Regions from separate parts of the Homo sapiens genome. Here region 2 is linked to region 1. A link is a loop called in an ENCODE intact Hi-C map of the cell type or tissue named here. Cell type or tissue: dorsolateral prefrontal cortex. All regions are shown on one strand. Links, peaks and the distances in the headings refer to the core of each region. The heading gives the core; the rest is flanking DNA.

What was found. Hi-C counts contacts between places; a loop is a spot of excess contacts. Peaks named below come from ENCODE experiments on the same cell type or tissue, not always from the same donor. Only the 100,000 strongest peaks of a DNase experiment are listed, where the experiment ranks them.
Region 2: a loop joins it to region 1, with 2.3 times the contacts of the local background. A loop is called at or near these places in 1 of 110 quality-filtered maps.

The regions. Positions count from the first base shown.
Region 1 is chr2:131,025,746-131,034,394 of GRCh38, forward strand. It overlaps ARHGEF4 (Rho guanine nucleotide exchange factor 4), which reads left to right. Exons shown (of 14, transcript NM_001367493.1): 5 at 2,200-2,339. Among named protein-coding and RNA genes, the nearest start is that of SMIM39, 5.0 kb to the right of the region's middle. In dorsolateral prefrontal cortex, for the core only: a CTCF peak has its summit at 4,814; a DNase peak (open chromatin) is centred at 4,836; H3K4me3 peaks cover 322 bases; H3K27ac peaks cover 767 bases.
Region 2 is chr2:130,869,088-130,877,736 of GRCh38, forward strand. All of the region lies in intron 1 of ARHGEF4 (Rho guanine nucleotide exchange factor 4), which reads left to right. Among named protein-coding and RNA genes, the nearest start is that of ARHGEF4-AS1, 36 kb to the left of the region's middle. In dorsolateral prefrontal cortex, for the core only: CTCF peaks have their summits at 4,805 (motif pointing left) and 5,009; DNase peaks (open chromatin) are centred at 3,434 and 4,804; H3K27ac peaks cover 3,812 bases.

The DNA.
Region 1 (8,649 bases), core at 3,107-7,106:
ACAGGGATGCGTTTCCTTCTGTGAGAGTTGCCTGTTCAAGCTCCCTGAGAGTAAGATAAGAGTCATGGATGGGACTCTCACAGACGAGAAAATGTCTGAAAAGAGTCTTCAAAGTTCATATTTTCACCTATGTTGGGCCCATGTGGATAATCCAAGATAATCTTCCTATTTTGAGGTCAGCTGATTAGCAGCCCTGGTTTCATCTGCAACCTTAATTCCTCTTTAATTCCTCACGTAACATAACATATTCACAGGCTCTGGAGATGCCATCTTTTCATCTTTTGGAGACCATTATTGTGCCTCCTGCAAGAAGAGAGTCCAGATGCAGACCCAGCTATCTAGAATCTCAACTCAAGGACAGAGCAGACATTGTAGGTCCATGGGAAAGGACTGCCCATTCCATGAATGGTGCCAAGACCATTTATTATCCTTACAGAAGAAAGAAATTGGTTTCCAACCTCACTCTATACCACAAAAATCATTTCCAGGTGGATTAACAGCATACATATCAAAAGAAAAGTTATAAAACATTAAAGGATAACAGAGAAGAATATCATTATGACTGAGGTTGGAAAGAATTTCCTAGACACAGAAAACATACACCAAATAGGACTAGATTGACAGATTTGTCTATATTAAAATTAAGGACTTCCGTTCTTCAAAAGGCACCTTAAAAATAGTAACAAGCCACAAACTGGGAGGAGATAGTTGTGGCACATCTGAGTGACGGAGGTATCTAGAAGTGAGGAAAGGAATGTGTGTGTATACATACATACATGAATACATACATATTTTTATGTCAATGATATGTTAAAGATAAGCAATTCAATAGACAAATGGGTAAAACTCATAAACACTTCACATTAAAGGAAAATATAAATGGCCCATAGATAAAAGGTCAACTCATTAGTAATCTAAAATGTCAATTAAAATCACAGTAAGATACCATTTCATACCCATTAGACTCAAGAATTTAAATGTCTCGTAATGCCAATCACAAGAGCTGGCTGGGATGTGGAGGGATGGAACATTCTTGCGCCGCTTTCAGGTTCTGGGAAACTATTTGGTGTGCCTAGGACCCAGCAGGGCCACACACACCTAGGCGTCTACACTCAGCAGTGTGAATTCACACCAGGGGTGGTGATTTTCCCCAACTGGACAAATATCTTAGCTATTATGATGGTTTATGGCTCTCCAGAATGCCACATTGCGTAAGCAATACACAATACATTTGTGGTATTGATTTCATAGGGGCAGGAAAGGATTAGGAAAACAACGTGCTCCTTAGTGGGGCCGTCATGAAAGCAGGGTTGAGAAACAATGTCCTAGAGAAACCCTCCAACGCATGCCCAGGAGGCATGCAGACACTGTCCAGCAGCACCACCACAGCAGCACAGGGAATGACCCACCCTGCTCCAGCAGTACAGCCAACACACAAAATGTGAAAGACTCGTACAACACAAGACTGTGTGGCAGTGAAAATGAAACAATCACAGCTACACACACAGTTGAGTGAAAAGAGCCAGCCAGAGAAGAGTGGATTTGCTGGATCCCTTTAGACAAGGTCAAAACTTAGCATAACTGACAGAACTAAATGCTAAGACAAAGGCATGAGAATGATTTATTACAAGTTCTAACTCTTGAATATCTCTACAGGAGGGAGATGGGAATGGGACTGGAATGGAGTATACAAGATATGGAAGGTCAAGTTTCTGGTGTTTTTCTTAAGTAGAGTGATGGGTATCAGGACTGTTCATTGTATTAAATTTCAAACCATATTTGCATGTATGTAACTATGTTTTCTTTGAATACACACATATATATTGCATAACAAAATGTTAACATTTTTCCTAAGGGCCTATACTATAGCCAACACAATGGAAAATGGTTTGTCACTGAATACAACCTAAGGGGCTCTCGAGCTGTGTGATGGTGAATACTTATGTTTCCTTGTCAGCCAAGTTGCTGTAGACTGGGTGATGGGTGACTAATGGTGGTGGTGTGAGTGAGTTGGTGCATTCTTTCACCCAGGCCACATGTTTGTGGCAAGGATGGTTTGAGAACCTAGCCCTGCAACCTGCACGCTCCCCCTGCAGAAGAAGCATTTGTCCTGAACCCACTGGGCTCCTTCTCCACGTGTTCTCCCCTCAGCCCTTCCCAGCCCAGCCCCCTTTGCCCAGCTGCTGTCTCTCCTTCCAGCCATGCCTGATGGAGCTCTGGACACAGCTGTCTGCGCTGACGAAGTGGGGAGCGAGGAGGACCTGTATGATGACCTGCACAGCTCCAGCCACCACTACAGCCACCCTGGAGGGGGTGGGGAGCAGCTGGCTATCAATGAGGTAGGGTCAGGGCTGCACGGGCAGAGGGAGGGACAGGCTGGGGCTACAGGCTAGATTCCAGCACGCTAATGCAGGCCAGATGCCCACAGTCCACGTTCCATGTGGCTGCTGGTGGTGCTGGCCATACACAGCGCAGTTTCAGCCTGCAGTCCTCATTTGGGATGTGGTGTCAAGAGCACGGTTTGTCCAACACAGGACTCCCTGTGCCCTCCTGAGGCCCACAGAGCAGATGCAATGCCAGCGTGCTGGTCCACCTTATGGGGCTGTCCTAGTGAGCAGCTGTCAAGAGCCATCCCAGCTGGAGGAGTCCTACTTAGTAGAAGGGAGGCTAGGGCTTCTCCAGTCACTCCAGCCCCTGACCCCCCAACCAGCCATCTGGGCAGGCTGGGAACAAGTTGAGGGAAAAACCATTTTCTCTCCTGACAACAGGAGTTCAGAAGTATTGCTGTTGCTATGACAACTGCGTGCAAGTTGCTGTGTTTTTGCTATTCCTACTGAAGCAGAAGAAATCCATGAGAATCCTCATCCAGGCAAAACTGGTTCCCATCTGAGTTCTCCCTTTGCATTCCCAATAAGAGAGGAATCGTGATGCTTTAACGCCCCTCTCTTTCTCACTCACCCTCCTACTTTCTCAGCCTCTTTTACTTAACTGGAGGGTGTTGTTGAACGTCATGGAAGTGTAACCAGTTGACCAGCACAAGCACATGCCCATAGCAAATGCCATGTTCTCTAGTCAGGAGGTACTGGTGTGTTTCTGCTTCATTAAAACTGGACTCTGACAACCCAGGATCTTATAGCACACAGGTTTTTCCTTAAGAAGAGATCAATTTTGGAAGAGTTAGACTTTTCTGTGAATGAATGAGTTGGGGGGCTTCTCAGAAGCCAGTGAGGAGGGTGGCGTCCTCCTTACCCACTGGACAGAGGAGTGGAATCAAAGGCCCATGAACTCCTCCTAGAGGCCCAGCTCTAGATGATGATTTAAAACAGTCATTAAGGGCGGGCATGGTGGCTCACGCCTATAATCTCAGCACTTTGGGAGGCTGAGACGGGTGTATCACCTGAGATCAGGAGTTCAAGACCAGCCTGGCCAACACTGAAACCCCATCTCTACTAAAAATACAAAAATTAGCCAGGCATGGTGGCGGGCACCTGTAATCCCAGCTACTCGAGAGGCTGAGGCAGGAGAATAGCTTAAACCTGGGAGGCAGAGGTTGCAGTGAGCCAAGATCGTGCCACTGCACTACAGCCTGGGCAACAGAGTGAAACTCCATCTCAAAAATAAAAATAAAACAGTCGTTAAATAATGCGCTACTCAAAATCCATGGTGCATAAAAAATAAACATGTAAATAAGCTTTCCCAACAAAACCTTTCTTTTTAAGTGCCTCTTCGTAAGCTACTTGGGATGGAAGGTGTTCTGAAATGATGCCACCTGAAGCAGAATTCACAAGGAATGGTTGTGCTTTTCCTTTTTTTTTTTTTTTTGAGATGGAGTCTCACTCTTGTCGCCCAGGCTGGAGTGCATTGGCACAGTGGTCTCGGCTAACTGCCACCTCCGCCTCCCAGGTTCAAGTGATTCTCCTGCCTCAGCCTCCCAAGTAGCTGGGATTACAGGCGCCCGCCACCACACCTGGCTAATTTTTGTACTTTTAGTAGAGACAGGGTTTCACCATGTTCGCCAGGCTAGTCTCAAACTCTTGAACTCAGGTGATCTGCCCGCCTCAGCCTCCCAAAGTGCTGGGATTACAAGCGTAAGCCACCACACTCGGCCAGTTGTACTTTCTCTGGAAGACTCAGGCTGCCTCCTCCATCTTGGGGCTCGGTCCAGCAGGGGGACCCCGAGGGGGCCTGTCAGATGTGGGGCATGGAGCACTGAGCAGTGACCGTTTGAGCTGGTTCACATGGCTGTGACACCAGATGGTGTGAGGCTGTGCAGGGCTGATGGTAACTGACTGCACACACCCAGCAGGGTGAGCTCTCAGTACATCTCCAACCACGAGGGTGATCATCCCAACCAAAGCCCTCAGGACTCCGGAGAGGTGGGGGTTCCATGGCTGGCCTTATGGCTGCGTTGATCTTGTGTCTGCATTTCATAGTTGTGTGTCTCCTACCTGAGGATAAAATTATGGATTGTCACATCTTGCTGCTGGCGAAGAGGTGTTTTTTTGGGCTCTGAGTTCCTTGACAAGTTGTTCATTCTAAGATGCTTTGGCCGAGAAAGGCCAAGAGCCAGGACTTCTCTGAAAAAATAACCCAAAAAATGAGGCTCTGTCATCTTTCTGAGGGAAAGGCAGGCAATTTAGATTTGGATTGTGTAAGCGCCTGTTTGGTCCTGTTTGGTTCAGAGGTCTCTCCTGGCATTGGAGGTTGCTGAGCAGACGGAGTGTTGCTGCTTTGCCTTAACGTTTAGGGCGCGTGTCCCCAGGGAGAAGGACACACACATCACAGAGGAGAGCAGGAAGTCAGGCAGAGGGAGCCCGTCTCCTGCGATGCTGCAGGCTGGTGCTGGGGAGGCTGGCTCCTGTCCCAGATGGCATCCACGCGCCTCATGAAGGCTACCAGTGCTTCCAGATCCTCATGTAGAAAGGCTGTCCTGAGAGAGGCAGTAAGAAGGGCAGGCCTGGGCTTGGAGGCCTCTCTGGGTCCAGCACAGCGCTGCAGCAAGGCCATCTCTGTGTTTTGTGGGTGGATGTGACACCGGAGCCCTCACTGTGCCTAGCTTGCACTGCAGACTCAGGAAAGGTGGTGCCTGCCTGTTAGGAGCCGCCAGAAGCATTAAGTGGACTCACTCATCAGAAACTGAAAAGATAAGAAGTGATTGTCCTGCGACAGGCCAGTTCCCGGGCCTTCAGGGCAGCACTCCCACGGGCTCAGCCAGAAGCTTTGCTGGGGGTTAGCGTGACTTTAATATCTAGAGATGAGCAAAGCAACAGGTGTCAGAAAAAAGTCCTTACTAAATAATATTTGGCTTGCCCTAAAATCACACATTCACTTCTATTTTCTAAGAATATGTAGGGGCTAAATTGTGGCCCTTTCTTATCTTTTTGAGCTCTCAGTTCCTTGACAAGTTGTTCATTCTAAGATGCTTTGGCCAAGGAATATCTAAGATGTTTGACATCAACATGAACAAGAAAGGGTCACAATTTAGCCAGATGCCTCCCTCAGAAGGGGAAACCACCTTGCAATTTCCTAAGCAGAACGAATGCAAACCCTCTGGCCTGGAGAGCGGCCCACTCGGGGCAGAGCCGCGAGGCAGTTTGCATTCCAGGTACATGAGGAGTGATTTTTATGCTTGCACACAGATGTGTGTGCACGTGCTGTACATAAAGGGTGTGGGTGTGTGTTGCATACATGTAACGTGTGTAGTGAGTACTTGCGTCAGGGACGCACCAGGTCCTAGGATGCAGCTGTGCAGAAGCCATAGTCCTGCCTGCAGGGAGCTGCCCACAGGCCGTGTCTGTGTGGGCCCCTGCATTGTCCCATATGGGCCTGAGGAACGTGCAAACAGGCACAATGTCTCGTTCCTTCTGCATTCCTTGAGTTCCCTGTGCCCTGCCCCTCGTGAGTGTCCAGTCCCTGCCAGGCAAATTAAGGAATGCAGACGCTGAGTGTTTTCAGTGCCCAGGAGTGTACTCTCTTCTTCCAGCACTGGCCCCTCTAGGGCCTACCCCCAAGGCCATGGCCCAGGCCTGGGCCTGTCTGCCCAGTTCCTCGCCCTCCCCCTTGACTCTCTTGGGCTGCACTGTGCCCCTGCAGTCAGGCCTGAGGCCACCCTAAGCCCCCTGGACTTTTTCTGAAGCTAAAGCCAGAAGCGCCTGTCAGTGAGAGTGACCACCCAGCTCCCTCCCCACCACCACCACCGTGTGGGCAGTGCTGCCAGTGCGAGCCATGATGTGACCAGGGGAGAGGACGGCCTGGCTCCTGCTGGGGAGGTCTAGGGTCTCCCATTGCCCACTGGCACCTGTGAACAGCAGCCTGTCCCCTGCCTCATGTCTTGCAGCATCCTGTGAGCTGCTTCTGCCCCACCTCATGGAGTGCCTAAGCCCAGCTCGTCTTCCAGCCTGGTGAGGATGAGCACGAGGTGTCTGGCGCACTGATAGGCATCAGGCTCCTCTGTGGGGCCGAGGAGGGGGAACAAGAGCCAGGTCCGGCCTGGGGACAGATGTCCCCAGGGCAGGGTCACTGCCCTTGCTCTCCTGGCATTCTCCATGAGACAACCCGAGGATGCTATAGGACATGAGGCCAGCTCTTGGTCACCCCTCATGGAGTCACTCTGACTCGCTCCAGGTGTTTTTGTCTTCCCTGAGTTCCCGTGCCGCTGGACATCCCTCCCCAGTCCTGACCTGGCTCTTATTCCCCCTCCTCAGCCCCAGGGAGGAGCCTGATGGCTGTCAGTGCTGCAGATACCTTGTACTCATCCTCATTAGGCTGGACAGCAAGCTGGGCTTAGGTGCTCCATGAGGCGGGGCAGGAGCAGCTCACAGTCCCTTGGGGCCACTGCTGCCACTTTTGCGCAGGGCTGCAAGGTCACCTGGTGGCCAGCCCCTCCAAAGTGGCTTTCCTCTTCCCTTTGTCCTCCCAAAGCCACAGCACTGGGGGCTCACCCCTCATCTGCCCCAGACACCTATGTCTCCCTTCTGCTTGCACCTCAGTCCTGCCACCAGCCTAGTTGGGCCACTCCCCTCCCTGGTGGGAGCTGTCTGTCCAACCCCTCAAGGGCCTAGGCCTTTGCCTTCAAGCTTTCTTTTCTTTTCTTTTCTTTTTTCTTTTTTTTTTTTTTTTTTTTTTGAGACGGGGTCTCACTCTGTCACCCAGGCTGGAGTACAGAAGCATAATCTTGGCTCATTGCAACCTCCACCTCCCAGGCTCAAGTGATCCTCCCACCTCAGTCTTTCTCGTAGCTGGGACTACAGGCACATGCCGCCACTCCTGGCTAATATGTGTATCTTTTGTAGAGATGGAGTTTCACTATGTTGCCCAGGCTGGTCTCGAACTCCTGAGCTCAAGCGATCTGCCCGCCTTGGCTTCGCAAAGTGCTGGGATTACAGGTTGTGAGCCACCACACCCTGTCTGCCTTCAAGCTTTTCTGTTAGGTTTTTGGTCATGAAACTCACATAGGAAAGCTGTTACCACTGCCGTTCCTGCCATAAACCCAGCTCTCTGGGATATAGAGGCTGGGGGCCCCTAGGCAGGGAGAAGGACCCTGCTCAGTCCTCAGTCAGGGGTGCTTCAGCCACCTTCAGTCCTCCCCAGGCTGCCCTGCTGTGCATGGGGCAGAGGATGTGCGCAGCACTCAGCTGGGGCTGAAGAACCAACCCCTGCCTGCCCAGGCCTGGCCCAGTGGCCGAGCAGGCTGCTGTAGACCCTCCAGCACTCAGTGCCTTTGCCGGCCATCCAGCTCACCGACCCACTGTACCCAGGGCCCAGAGGACATGTACCCTTCTGGGTGGCCAGCTGTTCAGAGGCCACAGGTGCACAATGAAGCATCCACACGTCAGGGGTTCGAAGCCACACCCCATGAGAGGACACATCACCATCTTACTAGAGGACTGCTGGGATTTGGGGGTACCAGCGAGACTTTAGATGTCTTCTGATCCCCCCAATTCTCCTGACAGCTTGGGGGAGCAAACCTGCAGACCAGCGTTTTCTAAAGAACTGGGCATGAGCAGTACACCAGGCGGATGGGCCCAGGCTGAACCTTCAGATGTGAGGGAGGCACACAGCCTCTCTGGACACATCCCTGACACTTCTCTGCACACACACACGGGCACCCACATGTTGTACATAGGCACATGCATGGAAACCCCACCCACATACACACAGGTACCCATATGTATATACACACAGAGGTATCCCCTTACACAGAGGTGCCTATGCCCATGCACACACAGGTACCCCTTGTGTACACACATGCACACACATGTGGCATCCACTCTGCTTTACAGTCAACAGGATGGTGACATTCAGGGTACACTCACCTATCTTTGCAAGGGGTGGCCAAGAGCTGGCCACACACAGAGAGATCAGAGCATACAAAGTCACTCCCATGGGAACACCCAGTCTGCACACATTCCCTCTGTGCGCCCCTCCCTGCCCTCCAGGAACTCTTCTTGCTCCAGGATTCAAAGCACTGAGCTTGTTGCCCAGAAATCTCTGCCCATGCCTGAGCGGAGTGTTTAGCCCTCTCCCCTGCAGTCTTCTTATCTCTCAGAAGGACACACTGACTGTACCTGGGCTGTCATTCTTAAGGATAGAATGAGAGCTCTTGCACAAGAGCTTTGAAACCTACAGGGTTAAGGTTGCAGGCTGTGT
Region 2 (8,649 bases), core at 2,895-6,894, 160 kb before region 1:
CATCTTGGGGGTCCCTACTCAGCCTACCAAGAGGGCATTTCACAGATTTTGATTGGAGGGAGTGATGTGATACAGCTGTCATATTTGAGGCTTAGAAAGATCTGTCTGGCCACAGAGAGAGTAGGAGGAGTAAGGGTGGAGGCCTGCAGAGTGGTTGGGAAGCTGAGAAGTAATCTGTGCCGGTGATGGAAGGTACAGCAGAGGCAGTGGTGTGAGGATAGGAAAGAACACTCAGGAGCTGTAACCCACAGAACTTGGAGCCGGATAGATGTGGAATGGGTGAGGGAGGAAGTCTCGCAGGGCTCCGGGTCTCTGCCTTCATCAGCTGGGTCACTGGTGGTGTCACTGACTGAAGAGGGAGTTACCCCTGAGATAAGCAGGGAATCTTGGTGAGCAGTGAGGCCCCTGAGTCTGGGAAGGCAGCTGGCAGTAGCTATTTGATTGTGCCCAGCACATAGGCAGTGCTTGAATCTGTGATGGCACGAGATGACTCAGGGACTGTGTCTAGAATTCGAAGGAGTGTAGAAGCTGCTGGGGAACAATGACCTCTGCAGTTAGAGAGAAGAGAGGGTATGAAAGGAAGCTAGTGAGGCAGGGGAATGCCAGGCAGCAGTCACGGGCAGCCCGGCCAGAGCGGGGAGCTGACATATCCGCATTCAGACCAAGTCGTCCCTCAGCTAGGGAACGGCCGCCTCTTACTGAGGCCACCTGAAACCCTGAAAGGAAAAGGTGGAGAATGGTTTTGTGTTTTCGGTGTTAAGCTTGGGGGCCAGAGGCTCAGACTGGGAGCAGAGCTGTTTCTTGGACCCTCACTGTGTGCACACATGGGGTGCTGAACAAGGCCCCCTCCGTGGAACCCGGTGTGGCCAGCGGGACCCGCTGAGCTCTCAGGCTGGCTCTGGCAACAGCTGAAAAGCTCCATTATTTGCCTTTCTGGGTACATCTGCTGAAGAGGCTCAGCGTTTTGGGGCAGTGTGAACGTCTCCCTGCCACTGAGAACAATATTCGCCCTCTGCTGTCAACCCCTGCAGGGCCTCAGAGAAAGACGCTGCTGGAGGGTGGGAGGCCTGCCCACTGTTTCTTCCATGGGTATTGTTGCTTTTCCCTCTTGTGGCACCTCCTCCCCAGCCCAGGGTAGGCTGAAGGGGCAAGGACAACGCTGAACAGACGAGATGGGACCTAGCCCCCGGGAGCAGGGTAGGCCCTTTGGTAGGACTGGATGTCACGAGTGGGATGTGTTTCAGATGGAGCAACGGGCATGCTGAGATGGAAAAGCAGGAATGGGCATGAAGTGTACAGGGGCAGGGCTGGGGATGGCTCAGCTGAGGGGAGCCCTCCAGGGTCCCTAGCTGCCAGGACACTGCCCAGGAGAGGGGGCAGGAAGGGGCCCTCAGCCCTGTTCCTTCCCTTTGAGGCTTTGTGTTTGTGCGGCCCTCATTTTCCTGCACCCAATCTCATATGACCTTCTCAGAACCATGCACCTTGAAGTGAGTGAGGGTCAAAGAATGAAACAACTGCCCCAGTTACCAACAGTCAGGGATGAAGCCAGGGTGGAAACCAAGGTCTTCCATCCCTGGGGAGGGGAAGGGAACTCACTTTGGGGGTGCTCCTTATGTGCCAGGTATCTAATTTCTTACAAGGCTATGGTCAAGATGAGCCAGAGTAACCTGGAAGCAGCAGACGGTCACCCAGCGAGACATGGGGGTTGGCGGTGGTGGCAGAGAAGGGAAAGCAGGGAAGGCTTCCCAGGGGAGCTCGAAGCTGGCTGACTCTTGGCTAGGTGCAGGGTAGGGTGGGGCAGGTGTTCCAGGTCTCCTGCCTCCTCAGCTCTCCTAGATCTAAGTGCTGTCAGCCCAGGAACTGAGGTTTGCGGAGGAAGTGGCTGGTGCTAGGTAAGCCGTGGTGAACATCAGAGTGTGCTCAGGGGCTCCCTAGAAGCATATCTGCAGTCATGGGTGTCAGTGGGAGACGAGCTCCAACAGTCACTTCACTTTACCCATGAAAGCCTCTGGGGGGCATAAAGGGGCCCCGCCTGTGGGTTGCTGAGCTGGGGCACAGGTCAGCTCTCTCAACCCCACAATGGCCTGGATAAAGGATTTTTCTAAACCTCAGCTTCCTACACCTAGAGCTTTAAAATGCTCATTAATATACAAAGGCTTTCAAAGAGGCTGGGCGCAGTGGCTCACACCTGTAATCCCAGCACTTTGGGAGGCCGAGGTGGGCGGATCACCTGAGGTCAGAAGTTCGAGACTAGCCTGGCCAACATGGTGAAACCTTGTCTCTACTAAAAATACAAAAATTAGCCAGGCTTGGTGGTGGGCACCTGTGATCCCAGCTACTCGGGAGACTGAGGCAGGAGAATTGCTTGAACCCGGGAGGCAGAGGTTGCGGTAAGCCAAGATCGAGTCATTGTACTCCAGCCTGGGCGGCAAGAGCAAAACTCCGTCTCAAAAAAATATATATATATACATATATATATACACATATATACATACATATATATATGCATACACACACACACACACCTGCTTTCAGAAATTTTTAGGAAAAAAAATCTAACTTTATAGCATTTCCAAAATCATCTGATCACTCATCCCTTCATTTGTTGTCTTCCAAATCCTGTGGACACTATTTCAGGGGATGCTTCATGCCAGCAACCTGGGAAACTCAGGTCCACTCTCCCCTACACTGGAGACCTTTTGAACCCTCATTAATGAAAAATCAAGCACTTTTTCTTAACTCTTGCCAGTGGAGAAGGAAAAATGGAGAGACCTTATCTCCCTGGTTTTGAGGTTAATTCTTCCCCCCAAATAAAGATCCATGGAACAGGGTGGGTGTGGGAGCCTATCCAGCGTCATGATGATCTTGGCACATGCCTATCAGCTGTGAGCCTCAGGTGAGCACTCAGCCTAGCAGAACACCAGCTGTGCATCTGCAAAATGGAGCAACAGGGCCTCGCAGCACCGCAGCGCGGTTCAGGTCAGGGCAGGCAATCGGCCCAGCTGGGAATAAACTGTTAGCTCCTTCCTCTGCTGGAAATAGGCTTAGCCTTATAAAAATGAGTTAAAGCCTATTTCTAGCAGTTGGCCATGTTGATAAAGTGGATTAGCTCTTCCTCTGCTTGTTATCAAAACACAGGGCTCAAGCTTCAGGGAGCTGGCAGAGAGGGTGTGTGAGCGACATGGGCCCAGCATCAGGCGTGACCCTATCCTGATCCCTGTTGCAAAGCCTACCCTGACTCCAGAAGGCACCAGGAGCATGCGACTGACGGCAGATGAACGTTTGAAATTGAGGCTGTCTTGGGAAACCCAGCCCTGGTGGCTCCTGCAGCCCCAGGTACTTCTATCCAAAGCAGGGTCCCCCCAGGCCCCCTGCCCAGGCCCCTTTCCGGGACTTAGGTTCCTGCCATCCCCAGCCCTCCTCCGCACCTCCTCGTTTGAGCTGAATCACGCCAATTGTGTGTCCCGTCCCCGTGACCACTGGGTACAATCGCAAATCTTACTGCTGGCAAGTTCTTTTGTCTGACTTCTGCAAGTCTTTTAATGGGGTTTCTAAAGAAGTCACTGGAAAGGAGACTGTTTTCCTGCCAGATCCTCAGCAGAGGGAAGAATTTCCCTGTTGTTTCGGGATTATGGGTTGCAAGGGAGGCGATACAAAGGAGCAGAGGAGAAGAATGGGCCAGGACACAAACTCCGTATGTGTCAGCTGGGAGCAGCAGCACCTCACGGGGCCTTGGTGCACTTTGGGGGCTGAGGTCAGGTCTCGTGGTCACCTGCCTGTGTGGAGCCAGCCCTGAGCCCTGCCTGCAGCTGGCCCAGCACACACATGCCTGCACCATCCACATGCCTACCTGGGGCATGCATGCAGAGGCTTGGGGTGTTCGCCTGTGGAGCACACCTTTAGAGGCTGCAAGGCAGCAAGCCTCTGAGTCAGGCAGCCAAGGCAGGGCTGTGGGCACTCGTGCTCTTTTGCTGCCTTCCCCAGTCTCCAGGGGAATGGGCACACACAGGCTCTGGAGCCAAAGTGCCCGGATTCAAACCCTCCACTCCCTAGCTGGTGTGACTGGGAAAAGCCACTTGATCTGTCTGTGCTGTGTCTTCATTATCTGTCAAATGGCGATACAGTGCACACCTCATATGGTTGTCATAAGGCTGGCCTGTGGCAAAGGTTCAACAAATACTGTCATCAGCATTACTCCCATCTTATGAAGGAAGAAAATAGGCCGGGCACGGTGGCCACGCCTGTAATCCTAGCACTTTGGGAGGCCGAGGCGGGTGGATCACCTGAGATCAGGAGTTCGAGACCAGCCTGGCCAACGTGGTGAAACCTCTTCTCTACTAAAAATACAAAAATTAGCTGGGCATGGTGGCGGGCACCTGTAATCCTAGCTACTCGGGAGGCTGAGGCAGGAGAATCACTTGAACCTGGGAAGCAGGTTGCAGTGAGCCGAGACTGCGCCATTGCACTCCAGCCTGGGAGACAGGAGTGAAACTCCATCTCAAAAAAAAAAAAAAGGAAAAGAAAAGAAGACCCACTTTTTACTTAGCTAACTAATGACAGAACTAAGTAGGACATCTGTCTAATTCCAGTTAGTGGCTAGCGGCTTCTTTTTAGAATACCAAGCTGCCTTTCAGAAGCCAGATCGAGTGATCCTGGGGCTAGGTGGGTGATGAACACTTTGGAGGGGTGGGGTTTGGTGCAGGCCATACTGTCTTGGATTTCCAGGTACCCCTAAGTTCCCTGGTCCATCTGATTTCATCCAGGCCGCTTTGCAGGAAGTGACAGCTGTTTGGGGTTCCTTGGTGCCCCCTGCCGGATAGATTGCATCTAACGTTTTCCTGGGTTGATGAAAGCCCTGGGTGCTTTGAAACTGGCTGGCTCTCCAGATTCAGGAGGGATGTGGATGTTTTTGTCTGCCTCTGCCTTAGCCATCCTGGGCCCAGCAGCTCAATTCCTCAATTCAACCCTGGTTTTTCTTTCACTAATTAAAAGAAGTAGCTTTTAACTCTCCTTTTTACGAGCAGCTTACCAACTGTTCTGCCCCAGCGACTCACCCCACGCTGGGGGATCTCCCTATCAGCAAAAACGGAGGCTCAGTCCCTGCAGATGTTTGGTGGTTCTGTTGCATTCTGTTCTTTCTCCTTTTCAGTAGACAAACTACAAGGCGGCTGTACCAACAGTTTATCCTCTTGTTTCTTCCTCATGTGTTGGGAAAACAGGTCCCAGGAATCCTGGTGGAAGCACATTGGTGGGGAGCTGAGGAGCCTTCTGTTCCCAAGTCATTCTGCTGACATGGCCAGGCCCTCCTCAGGCCCACAAGGTGTGTGCTCAGCACGCCTCTGTCTGTGTGGCCTTGGAGGGATCATGTCTCTGCACCTTTTCTTTCTTACATGACAAATAAACAAAGTCTGCTCAAAATTCCTTAAAGGGTACTCTGAGGACTCAGCTAGTGAGTGGGAATACGACTGCTTTCATAATTAAGTTAAACTTTTTAAGGAGATAATTATAGACTCACATGCAGTTCTAAGAAATAATACAGAGATCTATCATGTACCCTTTACTGTTCCCCCCACTGGTAGCATCTTGCAAAATTTAGCACAGTCTCACACCCAGAATCTTGACAGGGACAGCCACATGGAACATTGCCATCACCACAGCATTGGTCATGCCCTTCTTTCATAACCACTGCCACCTCCCCATCTTTCACCGCTGACAACCCACAGATCTGCGGTCCATTTCTATAATTTTTTCATTTCAAGAATAGTATAAAATGGATCCATATAGTATGTACCATTTTGGGTTTGAATTTCTTTGCTCAGCATTATTCTCTAGAGACTCATCCAAGTTGTGCATATGGCATGTAATTGCCATAAGCTTTGGTTGTTTTCCAGGTCTCCTACAAAGTTGGTTCTGGCAACTCTGGTTCGTTTTTTGATGTTTCTGTTGGAGTTCTCTAGTCTGCTATTTTGCTGACATCATTCCTCTGGAAGATGACTTTAAAATTAGAAAATATTCTGATTTTCCTTCTCCCTTGTTCCCTTTGTATTCTTTTTCTCTCATGAGCTCTATTTCTTCTGTCTTGTGGCTGTCCCTTAGGGCTTTTCCATCAGCCTTATTCTCTTGTTCCTCCACATACAAACTCTAGATTAGCGCATTGCTTGGCTTTATCTACAGATCGATGGCCCCACATCAGTCTCCAGCCCCGATATCACTCTTTTCCATCTGACCACCTCCTGGATACCTACTGTCTGAGTCAGTTTTCTGTTGCTATAACTGAATACCTGAGACTGGGTAATCTTTAAAAAGGTTTATTTTGGTTGATGGTTCTGGAGGCTGGGAAGTGCAAGATCAGACAGCCACGTCTGCTTGGCTTCAGATGAGAGCCCCTTTCTGCATCAACAGCTGGTGGAGAAGTGGAAGGGAAAGCAGGCAATTGTGAAAGTGTGGCCCCACTTTCTAACAACCAGCTCTCATGGCAACTAATTCAGTCCTGCAAGAACTCACTCACTCCCAGGAGAATTAACCTAGTCCCTCTAGAGCAGCATTAATCCCCCCGATGATCAAATCACCTCTTAGATTTCGCCACCTCCCAACACTGCCATGCTGGGGATCAAATTTCCAAGGCATGAATTCTGAGGGACACACTTAACCCATAGCTCCTACCAAGATATTCCGCAAGTGGATCAAACTCAGTCTCATTTCTCTCCCTCCCGGCTCCCACACTTGCTTCTGGGCAGCCTCCTAACATATTTTGTGGTCTCCAGTCATGCCCACTCTAGTTATGTCTCCATATGGAAGCCAGTCTTTAACACCAATCCAGCTTCCCTAGTGTGGCAGACAAGACCATTTAACTTCAGCCCATTCTTCTTTGGCTCTCTTTCTCTTTCTGTAACTCCCATCACGCCGCTTCACTGCGTGGCACATGCCTCCAGCCTTTCCCTAACATGTCACCTCTACCTGGAATGTCAGCTTTTTCTCCAGCCAGGAACCTTACCTTCTAGTTGGTTCAGCCGCTCATAGGGTAGGCTTTCCCCATGTCCTCACCCCGCAGGTGATTCCCTCCATGTGTCACCCTGGATTGCCATGGCTTGTTTGCTGTCTGTCTTGCTCTACAGCCTCCTGGGGGCACAGGCGGCCTAGGGTTTGGAGGGGCTGCATCACAGGACGCTGCCTGACAGGCAGTAGGAGCACCGCATGAATGCTGCCGAGTGGATGGAGGACTCAGGTCCTAGCTTATGGAAATGCCAGCACTTAGAGAACGCTTTCTGTGGGACTGACTGTGTGCTAGGTACTTTGTATGAGCATCTTTTTTTTGTTTGTTTCTTTGAGACAGAGTCTCTGTCACCCAGGCTGGAGTGCAGTGGCGCGATCTCGGCTCACTGCAAGCTCCGCCTCCTCGGTTCACGCCATTCTCCTGCCTCAGCCTCCTGAGTAGCTGGGACTACAGGGGCCCGCCAACATACTCGGCTAATTTTTTTGTATTTTTAGTAGAGACGGGGTTTCACCATGTTAGCCAGGATGGTCTCGATCTCCTGACCTTGTGATCCGCCCGCCTCGGCCTCCCAAAGTGCTGGTATTACAGGCTTGAGCCACCGCGCCCAGCCATGATCATCTTTTCAAAGAGATAGGTATTATTAGCTCCCACTCAAAGATGAGCAAACAAAATCTAAGAGAGTTAAAGTAACTTGCCCAGCTAACTAGAGGGGAAGGTGGGATGTGGACCCAGTTCTGGATGATCCCAAAGCCTGTGTGATCTTTCAGGGTTGTCCTTTCTCCTGAAGTAAAGGCTCAGCAGCTCTTACAAATATATGGATCTTATTTGTCGTTTTTAGATATGTGTGAATATATGCAGTCATGTGTGTCAGGGCAGAGAATTAGTATGTATTTGATAGAGTAAAATAAAAGGGTCTAGGTACAGTGATTCCTAACTTGGGGCTTTTAGTGCCAAAGTAAGATTATGAGGAAGCCCTCCATGGTGGCGATGGGGTCCTCAGAACACACAGGCTCCAACCCGCTCTCCGTGCATGCCCTCCAGCTCACAGGGAGCTGCGTAGAAGCGGTGCTCCCAGGGTAAGGGGGACGCAGGGGTTCTAGAATAGGCCCAGCTCAAATGAGTACATAGCTTAGAGAACCATGGGGCAGAAAGTGGAGAGGGGATGTGCTTTTTTAAAAAAAATCATTTATTTTAAGATTTATTATTTTAATTAACGAATAAATATGGTATATATTTAGTGTACACAACATGTTTTGAAATGTGCATGTGTTGTGGAAAGCCTAACTTGAGCTAATTCACACATGCATTGCTTCACATAGTTATCATGGGATGTGCTTTTCATTCACTTCTCCAGAGTGCCAGACTTCTAAGGCTTAGCGATCCCAAACAGGCATTGGCTTGCCCAGTCATGCCTCCTGGAGCCGTGCGTGGTGGTGCACATGCCTCTAGTTCCAGCTGCTTGGGGGGCTGAGGTGGAAGGATTGCTTGAACCCAGTAGGCCAAGGCTGCAGTGAGCTATGATGGCACCACTGCAATGCAGCCTGGGTGACAGACCGAGACTCTGTCTCAAAAGAATAAATATATAAATAATCATGCCACCTTCTCAGGGGTCCTTCTCTGTCTTGCATAAAATATGAGCCACCCCTATCCACCCC